5 separate regions of the Homo sapiens genome follow, and regions 2, 3, 4 and 5 are each linked to region 1. The links are chromatin contacts, found by Hi-C or POLR2A ChIA-PET in ENCODE. All regions are on one chromosome and are shown on one strand. The core of a region is the stretch at or near the end of the contact, and the rest is flanking DNA. Distances in the headings are between cores, read along the strand shown.

Evidence for each region. Hi-C counts contacts between places; a loop is a spot of excess contacts on that map. ChIA-PET counts read pairs that join two places held with the same protein, here RNA polymerase II (POLR2A). Pooled maps may share reads with other maps.
Region 2: POLR2A ChIA-PET joins it to region 1 with 31 read pairs in OCI-LY7. The contact joins the promoter of TSHZ2-AS1 here to the promoter of BCAS1-AS1 in region 1. POLR2A ChIA-PET finds 5 or more read pairs at or near these places in 3 of 52 experiments (H1, OCI-LY7 and naive thymus-derived CD4-positive, alpha-beta T cell).
Region 3: a map of mammary epithelial cell shows a loop between it and region 1 (6-fold over the local background). The contact joins the promoter of ZNF217 here to the promoter of BCAS1-AS1 in region 1. A Hi-C loop is called at or near these places in 26 of 168 maps with a recorded cell type or tissue (A673, B cell, Caco-2 and 19 more), 17 of 37 single-sample maps with no recorded cell type and 21 of 50 pooled maps. POLR2A ChIA-PET finds 5 or more read pairs at or near these places in 33 of 52 experiments (A549, A673, AG04449 and 26 more).
Region 4: a map of K562 shows a loop between it and region 1 (4-fold over the local background). The contact joins the enhancer-like site here to the promoter of BCAS1-AS1 in region 1. A Hi-C loop is called at or near these places in 6 of 168 maps with a recorded cell type or tissue (Calu3, K562, MCF 10A and 3 more), 1 of 37 single-sample maps with no recorded cell type and 20 of 50 pooled maps. POLR2A ChIA-PET finds 5 or more read pairs at or near these places in 25 of 52 experiments (A549, AG04449, CD4-positive, alpha-beta T cell and 21 more).
Region 5: a map of endothelial cell of umbilical vein shows a loop between it and region 1 (4-fold over the local background). The contact joins the enhancer-like site here to the promoter of BCAS1-AS1 in region 1. A Hi-C loop is called at or near these places in 7 of 168 maps with a recorded cell type or tissue (CD14-positive monocyte, CD8-positive, alpha-beta T cell, Calu3 and 4 more), 33 of 37 single-sample maps with no recorded cell type and 22 of 50 pooled maps. POLR2A ChIA-PET finds 5 or more read pairs at or near these places in 22 of 52 experiments (AG04450, BJ, CD4-positive, alpha-beta T cell and 17 more).

The regions. Positions count from the first base shown.
Region 1 is chr20:53,914,102-53,916,784 of GRCh38, reverse strand. BCAS1-AS1 (BCAS1 antisense RNA 1) reads right to left here and starts at 1,296. Exons shown (of 5, transcript NR_199019.1): 1 at 1,219-1,296.
Region 2 is chr20:53,503,068-53,505,750 of GRCh38, reverse strand. It overlaps TSHZ2-AS1 (TSHZ2 antisense RNA 1), which reads left to right and starts at 1,433. Exons shown (of 6, transcript NR_187667.1): 1 at 1,433-1,642. RefSeq lists an enhancer at 1,031-1,681.
Region 3 is chr20:53,592,503-53,595,185 of GRCh38, reverse strand. ZNF217 (zinc finger protein 217) reads left to right here and starts at 1,347. Exons shown (of 6, transcript NM_006526.3): 1 at 1,347-1,430. RefSeq lists silencers at 327-1,166, 1,257-1,336, 1,827-1,976, 2,397-2,636.
Region 4 is chr20:53,610,350-53,613,032 of GRCh38, reverse strand. All of the region lies in intron 1 of LOC105372672 (a long non-coding RNA gene), which reads right to left. Among named protein-coding and RNA genes, the nearest start is that of ZNF217, 18 kb to the right of the region's middle. RefSeq lists an enhancer at 2,214-2,263. Within about 2 kb of position 1,317, at least 13 of the 41 ENCODE cell types and tissues checked have a DNase peak (open chromatin) inside an H3K27ac peak, as active enhancers do; they include CD4-positive, alpha-beta T cell, GM12878, HCT116 and 5 more, where a contact is called at or near this core.
Region 5 is chr20:53,641,986-53,644,668 of GRCh38, reverse strand. No RefSeq gene overlaps it. Among named protein-coding and RNA genes, the nearest start is that of ZNF217, 49 kb to the right of the region's middle. RefSeq lists enhancers at 1,251-1,300, 1,341-1,390. Within about 2 kb of position 1,353, at least 29 of the 41 ENCODE cell types and tissues checked have a DNase peak (open chromatin) inside an H3K27ac peak, as active enhancers do; they include CD14-positive monocyte, CD4-positive, alpha-beta T cell, CD8-positive, alpha-beta T cell and 5 more, where a contact is called at or near this core.

The DNA of each region.
Region 1 (2,683 bases), core at 47-2,546:
CGCAGTGGCTCGCGCCTGTAATCCCGGCACTTTGGGAGGCTGAGGCAGGTGGATCACCTGAGGTCAGGAGTTTGAGACCATCCTGGCCAACACGGCGAAACCCTGTCTCTACTAAAAATACAAAAATTAGCCAGCCATGGTGGCGGGTGCCTGTAATCCCAGCTACTCGGGAGGTTGGGGTACGAGAATCGCTTGAACTTAAGAGTTGGAGGTTGCCGTGAGCCGAGATCGTGCCACTGCACTCCAGCCTGGGCAACAGAGAAAGGCTCTGTCTCAAAAATAAATAAATAAATAGATAGATAGATAGGACAGGACAGATGCAAAACATTCATATCATCCTAGAAAGCTCTCTGTGCAGTGCTGGACTAGGTAGTCAGATTTGCCTGGGACACTCTGGACTATACCTGCTGTGTCCGCATCATCATCCATAGCACTCTGTTTCACTCTCAAAAATGTCCTGGTATTTCAGCTACCCTTCTACCCGCTGAGCCACACTCTTTGCTAGGACTTCCCTGAAACCCAAACCCTTTGTCTTGATGAATAAGTTGGCAGTGTCCAGCAGTCTCCCCCACCCCATTCCCTCTCACCTATCAAAAGCAACAATTTTAGGAACAGGAAAAAAAAAAATCCAAGTGAAGAAGTTGTCATTTCTCCCCAATTAAATGATTTCCTTGTCAGCGGTTTCACTTTTGTTTTGTATTTCCCTTTGCCTAAAGCAGCTCTGATGGGCGCCCTTTGCCCTGAATCATGCCCACAGATCTCACAGGAAGGAGGCCGTCCCCGGCTTCTCCTGAGCCCTCCCGGCCACCCTCCCCTACTCCCAGCCTCCCCTTCCCGTCTTGCCCAGCAGAGGGCGTCTGAGTTTAATATTCTCAATAAAGAGCATGTACACAATCACTTGGGATTTTTTTTTTCTTTCTTCCAGTGATACTTTTTCTTTGTGAGCAGCAACTGAGGTGCCAGATAATATAGGTCACCTGAAGGACAAGCCGTCAGAATTGGAGATCAGAGCCGCTCAGGCCGGCCGCCAGCTCGTTAGGGAACCGCACACTCAGCTCCCACCCAGCTCGGGACGCCCAGCGGGAGCTTCCCTTGCAAACACCAGCAGACACCATTTTGCAGAACTCTTAAGAAACGCGGGTTAAATGTGTTAGGTACAACGCATGCAGCCAAGACGGGCATGGAGAGCGAGAGGGCTGGCCCGGGGGGGAAGCAAACCTCCTGATGATGGGATTGCTCTTGCTGGGGGCTTTGTAAACAGCCTTGCATCTCACACCTCTGCCAGGCAACAAAATGGTGGTGGCTAGAAAAAATAAATAAATAAATAAACAACGCGGGGGTGGGGGGAAGGTGGCACCAGGTAGGTACCAGAGATGGACTTTTCTACAATTTTCTTGGGCTGTCCGTTACCAACAGTTATTCTCTCTCTTTTTCTTTCTTCCTTTCCTTCTCTGTCTCTCTCTTTCTCCACCCCCCTCCCTCTCTCTCTCTCTTCCCCCTCCCTCCCTCTCTCTTATTCTCCTTGTTACATTCTCTGCAGTAATCTTCCCCCTCCTACTGAAGGGGGCGGAAGACCCAGCTGATTTGACTCCAGCTCCCCCTCCTCAGCCTTGCAAATTCCTTATTGAGCATAATTTCTGATTTGTTTCTATGTATCTTAAGGGGTGAGGTGCTGAGGCAAGTTAAGAGTTCGGGTTATCTTGTTTGCCTGTTTTGGTGCACTGAACATATTTACGAAATGAAAAAGCTCCTTTCTAAATGGGTGTTAACTGCTCTAAGATTCCCAGGAAACGTGTTGAAGGGACATCTAAATGGAAATTGTGCAGTATTACTCCATTGCACCTTTTAGGAAGAAAACAATTGTGGCTACTCTGTTGGGCTCTGGTGGCAGTGTAGTAGTGAGTGATTTGTGTGACTGCGGCACATTCATTTTCCTTTTCTATTATAATCTCACCTTCCTTAAGGAATAAATGAGACCATACAGTAAAGGGCTAAGCAAAGTTGCATGACACAGCTTCGGTAGCAGCTGTTACTGTTTTATTATGTCTTTGCTTCAAGCTCTCTCCCTGGGCCTGGAGCTTAGCTTCTGCACACAAATGCTTGATGGAGAGAGCTCTGTGTTATCTGAATCCAGAAATTCTACAGCAGAGGTTTGGCTCCACCTCACCATTGATTTCCTTTCGGTGATTTTGTAAGTCATCACTTTGTAATGCAATTTCTCTCTGTATGAAACAAACGAGTATTTTTTTTTACCACCCCTTCTGAGACTGTTGATAAAACACACTCGACAAACGTTTTACAGCACCCTTGTGAGGCACTAAGGAATGGGGAGAAATCTACACCTAACCACCACCACCACCAGGCATCCCAGTGTGCTCAGGGCAGCGCCAGTTTTTGCAGAAGTATTAATAGCCCCTCCTTTCACTCCCCCAAGCGTCTTCGATGGGATGGTTAGTTATAAGGTCACGCTACAGAAAACATAACACCAGGCCTGGAGAAGTTCAGAGTCAGGGTGAGAGAAAAGACTGGGAGGAGGAGGTGGGCACTGGAGACCAGATAACCAGAGAGATAACAGATAGATACATAGATAGACAGGTCATAGAGATACATAGATAAGATAGATGATAGATAAGACACATAGATGATTGATAGATGATAGATAGATAGATAGATAGATAGATAG
Region 2 (2,683 bases), core at 184-2,683, 410 kb after region 1:
CAGCGGCTGGTACCGGTTGTTCCTTTCCATGTTTAGCGCTTCCTTCAGGAGCTCTTTTAGGGCAGGCCTGGTGGTGACAAAATCTCTCAGCATTTGCTTGTCTGTAAAGTATTTTATTTCTCCTTCACTTATGAAGCTTAGTTTGGCTGGATATGAAATTCTGGGTTGAAAATTCTTTTCTTTAAGAATGTTGAATATTGGCCCCCACTCTCTTCTGGCTTGTAGGGTTTCTGCTGAGAGATCCGCTGTTAGTCTGATGGGTTTCCCTTTGAGGGTAACCCAACCTTTCTCTCTGGCTGCCCTTAACATTTTTTCCTTCATTTCAACTCTGGTGAATCTGACAATTATGTGTCTTGGAGTTGCTCTTCTCGAGGAGTATCTTTGTGGCATTCTCTGTATTTCCTGAATCTGAACGTTGGCCTGCCTTGCTAGATTGGGGAAGTTCTCCTGGATAATATCCTGCAGAGTGTTTTCCAACTTGGTTCCATTCTCCCCATCACTTTCAGGTATACCAATCAGACGTAGATTTGGTCTTTTCACATAGTCCCATATTTCTTGGAGGCTTTGCTCATTTCTTTTTATTCTTTTTTCTCTAAACTTCCCTTCTCGCTTCATTTCATTTATTTCATCTTCCATCGCTGATACCCTTTCTTCCAGTTGATTGCATCGGCTCCTGAGGCTTCTGCATTCTTCATGTAGTTCTCGAGCCTTGGTTTTCAGCTCCATCAGCTCCTTTAAGCACTTCTCTGTATTGGTTATTCTAGTTATACATTCTTCTAAATTTTTTTCAAAGTTTTCAACTTCTTTGCCTTTGGTTTGAATGTCCTCCCGTAGCTCAGAGTAATTTGATCGTCTGAAGCCTTCTTCTCTCAGCTGATCAAAGTCATTCTCCATCCAGCTTTGTTCCGTTGCTGGTGAGGAACTGCGTTCCTTTGGAGGAGGAGAGGCGCTCTGCGTTTTAGAGTTTCCAGTTTTTCTGTTCTGTTTTTTCCCCATCTTTGTGGTTTTATCTACTTTTGGTCTTTGATGATGGTGATGTACAGATGGGTTTTTGGTGTGGATGTCCATTCTGTTTGTTAGTTTTCCTTCTAACAGACAGGACCCTCAGCTGCAGGTCTGTTGGAATACCCTGCCGTGTGAGGTGTCAGTGTGCCCCTGCTGGGGGGTGCCTCCCAGTTAGGCTGCTCGGGGGTCAGGGGTCAGGGACCCACTTGAGGAGGCAGTCTGCCCGTTCTCAGATCTCCAGCTGCGTGCTGGGAGAACCACTGCTCTCTTCAAAGCTGTCAGACAGGGACATTTAAGTCTGCAGAGGTTACTGCTGTCTTTTTGTTTGTCTGTGCCCTGCCCCCAGAGGTGGAGCCTACAGAGGCAGGCAGGACTCCTTGAGCTGTGGTGGGCTGGGCCCAGTTGGAGCTTCCCGGCTGCTTTGTTTACCTAAGCAAGCCTGGGCAATGGCGGGCGCCCCTCCGCCAGCCTCACTGCCGCCTTGCAGTTTGATCTCAGACTGCTGTGCTAGCAATCAGCGAGACTCCGTGGGCGTAGGACCCTCCGAGCCAGGTGCCGGATATAATCTCGTGGTGCGCCGTTTTTTAAGCCCGTCCGAAAAGCGCAATATTCGGGTGGGAGTGACCCGATTTTCCAGGTGAGTCCGTCACCCCTTTCTTTGACTCAGAAAGGGAACTCCCTGACCCCTTGCGCTTCCCAAGTGAGGCAATGCCTCGCCCTGCTTCGGCTCACGCACGGTGCGCACACCCACTGACCCGCACCCACTGTCTGGCACTCCCTAGTGAGATGAACCCGGTACCTCAGATGGAAATGCAGAAATCACCCGTCTTCTGTGTCGCTCACGCTGGGAGCTGTAGACCGGAGCTGTTCCTATTCGGCCATCTTGGCTCCTCCACGTATCTGTTGATCCTTCCTTCCTCCCTCCTTCCTCCCTGTCTCCCTTCCTCCCTCCCTCCTTTCCTCCCTTTCTCCCTCCTTTCTTTCCTCCCTCCCTTCCTCCCTCCCTTCCTCCCTTCCTTCCTCCCTCCCTTCCTCCCTCTCTTCCTTCCTTTTTTGAGACAGGGTCTTGCTCTGTCGCCCAGACTGAAGTGCAGTGGCACAATCATGGCTCACTGCAGCCTTGAACTCTGGGACTCAGATGATTCTCCTGCCTCACCCTCCCGAGTAGCTGTGACTGCAGGCACATACCACCACACTTGGATAATTTTTTAAATTTTCTGTAGAGATGGAGTTTCATCATGTTGTCCAGGCTGGTCCCAAACTCCTGGGTTCAAGTGATCTGCCTGCCTTGGCGTCCCAAAGTACTCAGGTTACAGGCATGAGCCACCATGCCCGGCCTGATTCTTTTCTATGTATACATAATTTTATTTTTTTTAAGCAACTGTGCAGTGTGAGGGCTGATAGACTCTGTTGCAGGAGCTGGTGAAACAGTGGGAGACCAAGCAGGATTTTGCTCCTGTCTTCATGAGTCTGAAATCTAGTGACAGAGTAATGGGGCTCGTCAAAGATTTTTGGTAAACGACTAGATAGTAGATATTTTTGGCCTTGGGGAACAAAAAATGAAATTGTATTATGATGGCATCACTGTAACCCAGAGGGTGCCATGCAGCGGTGTGGAGCGAGGAGAGATCCATGTAAGTTTCCGTAGCAAATGCTTCACTTGGCTGTTGTAAAGTGC
Region 3 (2,683 bases), core at 98-2,597, 320 kb after region 1:
AAATATCACAGGCCTTAGGAATCAGGATCTTTTTTTTGTCCTTTTTTTCAGTAAGGAAAGAAAACATTTGGGAAACGCTTTAAATGAGTTGTGCGTAGGGAGGAGGGGAAAGGGTAGCGGTTTTTTTTTTTTTTTTTTTGTCCCTTTTTTTGTCCCCGGTTTCCTCCAAATGGATTTCTATCAAAACCAAGTAGATTCTTGGAACCTAGGCTAAGTTTAGAAATCTCAAGTTAGAATAGCGCAAGCCCAGCCCTTTCAGAAAAAAAAAAATCACAACAATTAAATAGCTTTCTGAAGATACTCATTTAAAAACTGTTTATCTTCTCGACCTTCCTCAAGCTTGAAGAAAATCTTTGGTGTTTTTCGCGCACAGCTGCCTTCTAACCCGCGAGCAACGGCGTTAAGGTTTTTGTTTGTAATTCGGGGTGACCCAGGGGTTCGGGCCGCGGGCCCCTCCCCTCGCCCGCGCACACCTTGCAGAGGAGGGGGCGGCGGGGACAGGGCCGGATCTGCGCCTGCGCACACCCTCGCGGCCCCCTCCCTCCGGCCTCCCCGGGTACCTGTCACGGCTACCGCCGCGGCGCGCGCCCGCCACGTTAAGCCGGATGGCGGGAGGAGGGGTGCGGGGCGGGGGGCGCGGGGAGGGTGGCACGGCGCGCGCGTGCGCGGGAGTCGCCGAGCGAGAACTGGGAGTGCGCGCGCTCGCCGCTCGCTCCCGTCCCGGAGGCGGAGTCGGCGGCGGGGGGCGGAGCAGGGGCGCGCCTATGCTAGTCACGTGGGCGCTGGGGCGGGGCCGGGGCGGTGTGGGGCGTGGCCGGGCGGCCGGTGAAGGCAGGGGGCGGGGCGGCCGGTGAAGGCAGGGGGCGGGGCGTCTCCGAGCGGCGGGGCCGAGGGAGGGCGCAACAGCTGCTCCCTGAACACTTTCTGACCCAACAGTCCCCCAGCGCCGGACGCGCCGCGCCCCGGCGGCTCTAGGGACCCCCCGCGCCTGCACTGTCCCCGCGCGGACGAGTAGGGGGCGCCCGCGCCTTTGCCCCCGTGCGCACCCCCGCCCCGCTCACCTTAGCCCCGCGCCCGAGGTGAGCCCGGCCCCTATATTCTCCGGGCGGGGGTGGGGGTGGGGGACGCTCCTTTTTTGTTGGGGGGGGGTCTTGGAGGCGCGAAGGCACTAGGCTCCTCGGCGGATGGCTGCACCCCTCGCCCGCGGCTCCCCGTGTCTTTTGGGGGGCCGGGTGCGGGCGCGGAATCCGGGAGGTGTCCGCACAAAAGGCTGAGAGAAACTCCGCGACGCCTCCCTCCCTCCCTCCGCCCTCCCCGCCCCCTCCCCTCCGCGCCCGCTCCTCCTCATTCAAACCCGGCCGGCCCGAGTGGTGTCAGCTCAGTCCCGGCCGCCGCCGCGCGAGGAAATGGCCGAGGAGCCGGAGCCGCAGGTAAAGGGGGCGCGCCCCCCGCCCGCGCCAGCCGGGGCGCCCGCCCGGTCCTGCGGAGGCTCCCGCGCCGCCCCCGAGGCGCCCGGCTCTCGTTGTCTTGTCCCCCCCCAGGATGACCTCAGTTCCCCGTCTCAGCTTTCTATCCGCTCCTCTAGGGCGCCCCCTCCCCAGCCGGCTCCTGCGCTTCCGCCCGCGGGAAGGTGCGGGCGATCCCGGGCTGCATCCGCTCTTGGCCGTCACACTCACGCCGCACGATTCAGAGGGGCTTGGGGTGCGGGGTTCCCTGAATCTCCGCCGGGAGCGGGGGTCTGCGGGGGTGGGCGGTGGGGGGCTGTTCCGAAAAGTTGGGTCGCCCCGCGGGGCGGGTCTCCCAATTTGCCCAGTTGGCCCTTGGGGCGCGGGCGGAGGGGGAACGTCGGCGTAGGGTCCCCCCGCGATGCCCGGGGAAGGGCCGGGGCAAGTTGGAAGCGGCCAAAACAATGCGTCCGGACGGGCATCCCCCCGTAAACAATGGCCGGGACGGTCCACTCGGGCCGGGCGGAGGGCGCCTCTAAGGGACCGCGGGAGGGGCTGGGCCTCGCCGCGGACCCCGACGCGCGCCCCGTGACTCCCTCGGGTGCCCAAAAATCTGTCCCCGGGAGTCTTGGGGCGCCTGCTCATCCCTGAACAGGGATGCACGGGGCTGCGTTTCCTGGATGTGTGCGATAAGGTGGCTTTTTTTTTCCCTCCTCTAATTTTAAAGATTTTTTTAAGTCTTAATGTTCTATAAACACTTAAAGAATATCTTTACAACTCAATTCTAGTGGAACACCCAAAGCCAGCTGGAAGCAGAACTGGGAACTCTAAAGGGCAGGAAGGATTGAAATGCTAGCCCAAAAGTGCTGCTGCTTTTTTTTTTCTTTTCTTTTTTTTTTTTTTTAAGGGAAGTTTCTGCCAGGAGGTGCCGAGTGGTGAAACCGCTCAGTTTCAGGCACAGCCCTCTTGTCTCTCGATTTGGCCCCGACTGCGAGCCGGACGGGATGGTGGAGAGGCGGAGGGCGCTGCTGGGGGCCCGGGAGGCTGGATTTGGGGCTGCCTGGGCGGTCCCGCCCGAGGGGCAAGACCCGGCACGCGGGGCGCGCGCCGGAACCTGGGTCCCGGGAGTTTGAGAAGATGTTCAGGGCCCGGGTTGGAACCCACATTTTGGGATTCTGGGTAGGGCCACCGAAGACGGGAAGGCGCTTTCTTGGGCGGGTGGGGGTGGGGTGAGCAGG
Region 4 (2,683 bases), core at 68-2,567, 300 kb after region 1:
GTAGCTGGAATTACATACAGGCGCCTGCCACCATGACCGGCTAATTTTTCATTTTTAGTAGAGATGGGGTTTCACCATGTTGGCCAGGCTGGTCTCGAACTCCTTACCTCAGGCGATCCACCCGCCTCGGCCTCCCAAAGTGCTGAGATTACAGGCATGAGCCACCGCGCCCGGCTACATTTCTTTAAAATTTCTCAAGTTAAAAGTAAATAACTGTTAGAATGGTTACATCCAATATTTACAAGCAGAATGTGTTTCCTGAGAATTTGCCCTTTCATTTAAGGTTGCAGTAGTGCTGCCACCATGTTTTCACACGTGATCAAATGTATCCCATTGGAAAACCGTGTAATCTTGTTCGGAAATCTTCCTCAGGCTTTGGCATCCTGTGGGTGTTCTGCCAGAGAACTTTAATCCAAATCATAAACTTAAGTCATAGGTACTAAAAAAGAAACTTCTGGTCTAGGACTTTGAATCTTTTGACTGTTAATAATCAAGAAAGCTGTATTTTCTTTCGTTTAAAAAATAGAGACGACTGGTGGTGGTGGGGGCTGCGGGTGTGTGTGTGGCTCACGCCTGTAATCCCAGCAATTTGGGAGTTTTACGTGGGCAGATCACTTGAGGTCAGGAGTTTGAGAACAGCCTGGCTAACATGGTGAAACCTCATCTCTACTAAAAATACAAAAATTAGCCGAGCATGGTGGTGCATGCCTGTAGTCCCAGCTACTCGGGAGGCTGAGACATGAGAATTGCTTGAACCCGGGACAGGGAGACTGCAGTGAGCCGAGATCATGCCACTGCACTGTAGCCTGGGTGACAGAGTGAGATTCTGTCTTAAAAAAAAAAAAAAAAAGAAAGATTAAAAATAGAGATGGGGGGGTCTCACTATGTTGTTCAGGCTGGTCTCAAACTCCTGGGCTCAAGTGATCCTCCCACCTTGGCCTCCCAAAGTAGAAGCTGTATTTTCAAGTTGGTCAAGTGTTCACCTACTCTGCCTCCAACTGTGATTTCAGTATATACAGGCATCCATAAAGTCTAGAAACAAAGAATCTACGTCATTACAAACATCTTCAATTTGTAAAAATTAGAATACATATAATAGGATAGAGTATAATAGAATAAAGTAGGATAAAACAAAACAAAGTAAAATGAAATAAATTAAACAACACTGTGTCTCCAGACTTTATGAAAATCTTTTTCGTGGACTTGAGGATGTACCGAGCCAGTGGAGTGGCTGGATGAAATGGGAACTCCACCGCAGGAAGTGGTGCTTTTCTCATGCTGCTAATTAAGGAATGTGGAACCCTTCTTTCTGAGTCAGCTTGGCGGTATGTAGAATTCTGTCCTGCTCGGTGCTTACGTGATTATTGCATGAAACTTTAGAAATAAACCAGAGTATCTTGCCACTTAACACTTAAGAGGCCAGAGGTGGTGTGTGTGTGTGTGTGTGTGTTTTTAAATGGTTCCTAATCTTTAAAATGGTTAGTTGCAGCTGGCCTTTTATCAGCTGATCATATTTACAGCAGTCTCAGATGGCACGGTGCCGTCCCAAAAGATTTGGACCATTTAGAAGCTCACATTTTAAGGTACACAGGCTTATCATAGCATTCTGAGGATTCACTAGAATTACATGGCAAGAAAAACTTTTCTGTGGAACTGTTTACTATTCTTATTTTAAATTACTTTTTGGTAAAATAAATGTTAATTTATTTCAAAGGTAATATAAGTAGATTATGAAAAATAATTAGAGAAAAATAGAAAGTAGAAAAAGGGTCATACATATGCCATTATTGAAAAACAAACATTAAAAAAATTTTTAAATATAACCCATCATAGGATTAAGGGTAAAAAAAGAAAAAAAGAAACAATTTTAATAAAAATTTTGAAATGTATGCGAAAGTAGAGAGAATAATAAAAATAGTGTAATGAGTAACCCCCATATCTGATGCCCAGTTCTAGTTTCTTTTTCTTTTTCTTTTTTTTTTTTTTGAGATGGAGTCTCGCTCTGTCGCCCAGGCTGGAGTGCAGTGGCACGATCTCAGCTCACTGCAATCTCTGCCTCCCGGGTTCACACCATTCTCCTGCCTCAGCCTCCTAAATAGCTGGGACTACAGGCACCCACCACCACGCCCGGCTAATTTTTTGTATTTTTAGTAGAGACGGGGTTTCACCGTGTTAGCCAGGATGGTCTTGATCTCCTGGCCTCATGATCTACCTGCCTCGGCCTCCCAAAGTGCTGGGATTACAGGCGTGAACCACGGTGCCTGGGCAAGTTCTAGTTTCAAGATGTTAACCACCTTTGGTTCAATTCTCTTGTTTTTTTATTTACTAAAGTATTATAAATTCTCCTATGTCATGTCATTCTTCTATATCCTTCAGTATACATCTTTAAATATATATATAATGCATATTCTGTAATAATCCGTGCCATTATTACAGCTAATGAAATAAAATTTTTTTGTTTTCATATAATATTCAGTCTGTACTAAAATTTTTCTGATAAAATCAATTTAAATATTTTTATGTATATTACATCCTTTTTTCGTTACTAATAGAAAAAATTAGAGTTCATTAAAAATACAACTTTGCATCTCGGTTTTTTCATTTGCTATTATAAATATTTCCCAATGGCCTATTTTTCAAAGCTTTCTAATTCTAAAATGGCTGTATGTAATCGTGTGGGGAT
Region 5 (2,683 bases), core at 104-2,603, 270 kb after region 1:
TCAGATTAATTCAGTTTTCATACACACATTCACTCGAATTTTTAAATTTCATCAATTGATTTTAGAAAAGAGCAGCATAGTGAAAAAAAGTGAAGAACTATATTCTTGCCAAATTTATACCTAAATTTTACTGAAATATTAATTAGTTTTTTTTGTTGTTGTTTTTGTTTTTCTGGAGACAAGGTCTTGCTTTGTTGCCCAGGCTGGAGTTCGGTGACAATCTTGGCTCACTGCAGCGTCAACCTCCCAGGCTCAAGAGATTCTTCCACCACAGCCTCCAGACTAGTTGGGACTACAGGTGCACACCACCACAACCAGCGATCTCGGCTCACTGCAACCTCTGCCTCCTGGGTTCAAGCAATTCTCCTGCCTCGGCCTCCCTAGTAGCTGGGATTACGGGCATGCACCACCATGCCCAGCTAATTTTGTATTTTTAGTAGAGACGGGGTTTCTCCATGTTGGTCAGGCTGGTCTCCAACTCCCTACCTCAGGTGATCCACCCACTTAGGCCTCTCAAAGGTGCTGGGATTACAGGTATGAGCCATTGCGCCTGGCCCATTTTTCATAAGAATTATAAAATTGCATTGTTTCTGACATGGGCGTAATCTATGATCTGCCTTCACCAAAAACATGCAGAGGAAAATAAAATACATATTTTTTATTTTTAGTTTCTCTGCTCTTTTGGCTTTATTGTTTGAAATCTTTTTATTAGTAATAGGTATGTTTGGTGTTCACTTTTTCCATACAGTGCATTAATGTGTGGTTTAAATACAAATTTAAGTGCAAAATTATAAGACAGTAGCCTGGAAAGGCCCATTTGGGCAGATGTGGCTTATTAAAAATCCCAGCTGGGTGCAGTGGCTCACCCCTGTAATCCCAACATTTTGGGAGGCTGAGATGGGCAGATCACCTGAGGTCAGGAGTTCAAGACCAGCCTGACCAAGATGGTGAAACACTGAGTCTACTAAAAATACAAAAATTAGCTGGGCATATGCTGGGCACCTGGAATCCCAGCTACTCAGGAGGCTAAGGCAGGAGAATCCCTTGAACCTGGGAGGCAGAAGTTGCAGTGAGCCAAGATCGTGCCATTGCACTTCAGCCTGGGTGACAAGAGCAAAACTCGGTGTCAAAAAAAAAAAAAAAATCACAATTTTTGGGTTTCTTTTAAAACTTAAAAATGGAGGATGAATTTCCAGCATCCTGCTACTCGGACGGAGGAAACAGAACAGGAACAAAGCTGAAGTGAGCTAGGCAGGCCGAGGGAACCTCTGGCTGCCTCCCATTGCTGCTGCACGCAGGTAATGCAGCGGTTCATAGCCTGCCTTCCAGCCCTGGTGTTAGACGACTTTCAGTTACAGTATTGTGGTGAATCATTTCCTTCCAAGGCTCAGGGTGATCTATCACACGGGCGTGTTGTCTAGATTTTAACAACAATATGAGCAGAAAAGTTCCTCATTCCAGAAATGCAAAACAAATTACATAAGAAGTGTATTCTTTAAAGGAAAAAGCAAAGTCTACATAAAGGCATAATGAATAGGAAGAACAATTATGCGTGGGAAAACAAAGCTCTTTAAAAAAATCATCAAAGAAATGAGGTTTTTCTTCCCTTGTCTAATTTATAACAGTGACGTTCCTTTTGAAGACAGGAGCAGGGGCATAGGAGCTGGAGTATCGGCCTTAGCTGTGCCTTTTGTAATGTCACTAGGGACAGGGAGGGGGAGGAGTTGTGACGGTGTTGGAAACACTGGCCCTGGTGTATTATTGCTTGCACTACAGGAGTTTTTGGTTGCCAAATCAATACCTTGGTTGTCCTTGAAAAACCCTGCAGGTCTGTTTTTAATAGCTTGCTACACCGGTGAAATTACCCTGATTACTTAGCAAAGCCTCACCTTTGATCCACTGATCTAGTTAGAGACCTGTGTGAGAGAGAGAGAGCCTGTGGCCCCAGAGATATTAACAAATTAGAAGAAGAAGGAAGGGAAAACTGCAACTTACAGAAATACAGGAAGTCTGAGGTTTGTCAGTTGTTGAAACATTTGATATTGTCTTTTAAGAGTCTCCGTGGTCTGAGAGCTTTCTTTGGGATAACAAAATACTAACATTAAAGAGCAACGTTCGGGCACAGTGACTCACGCCTATAATCCCAGCACTTTGGGAGGCCAAGGTGGGTGGTTCACGAGGTCAGGAGTTCGAGACCAGCCTGACCAACATGGTGAAATCCTGTCTCTACTAAAAGTACAAAAATTAACCGGGCATGGTGTCATGTGCTTGTAATCCCAGTAGGAGAATCGCTTGAACCCGGGAGGCGGAGGTTGTAGTGAGTCGAGATCGCGCCACTATGCTCCAGCCTAGGCGACAGAGCAAGACTCTGTCTCAAACAAACAAACAAAAAAAGAGCAACAACAATAACACCACAGCAAAGCCACCTGCTATTCAAAATCAAGAACAGTGGATCAATCCAAATTAAAGAATGGTGGCTGGTATTGTTTTCCACCTCACTCTCCCAAGAGATACATATGCCCAAAAACATTTCCATTTCCTGTTCATGCAACAGTGAAGTGAAGGGTCATTTTCCTTCCAATTTTTGTACTCATTAGACAGAGTGCCTTTTAAGCATTTATTTATTTTTAAATTAACAGACTTTATTTATTTATTTATTTTTGAGAGGGCGTTTTGCTTTTGT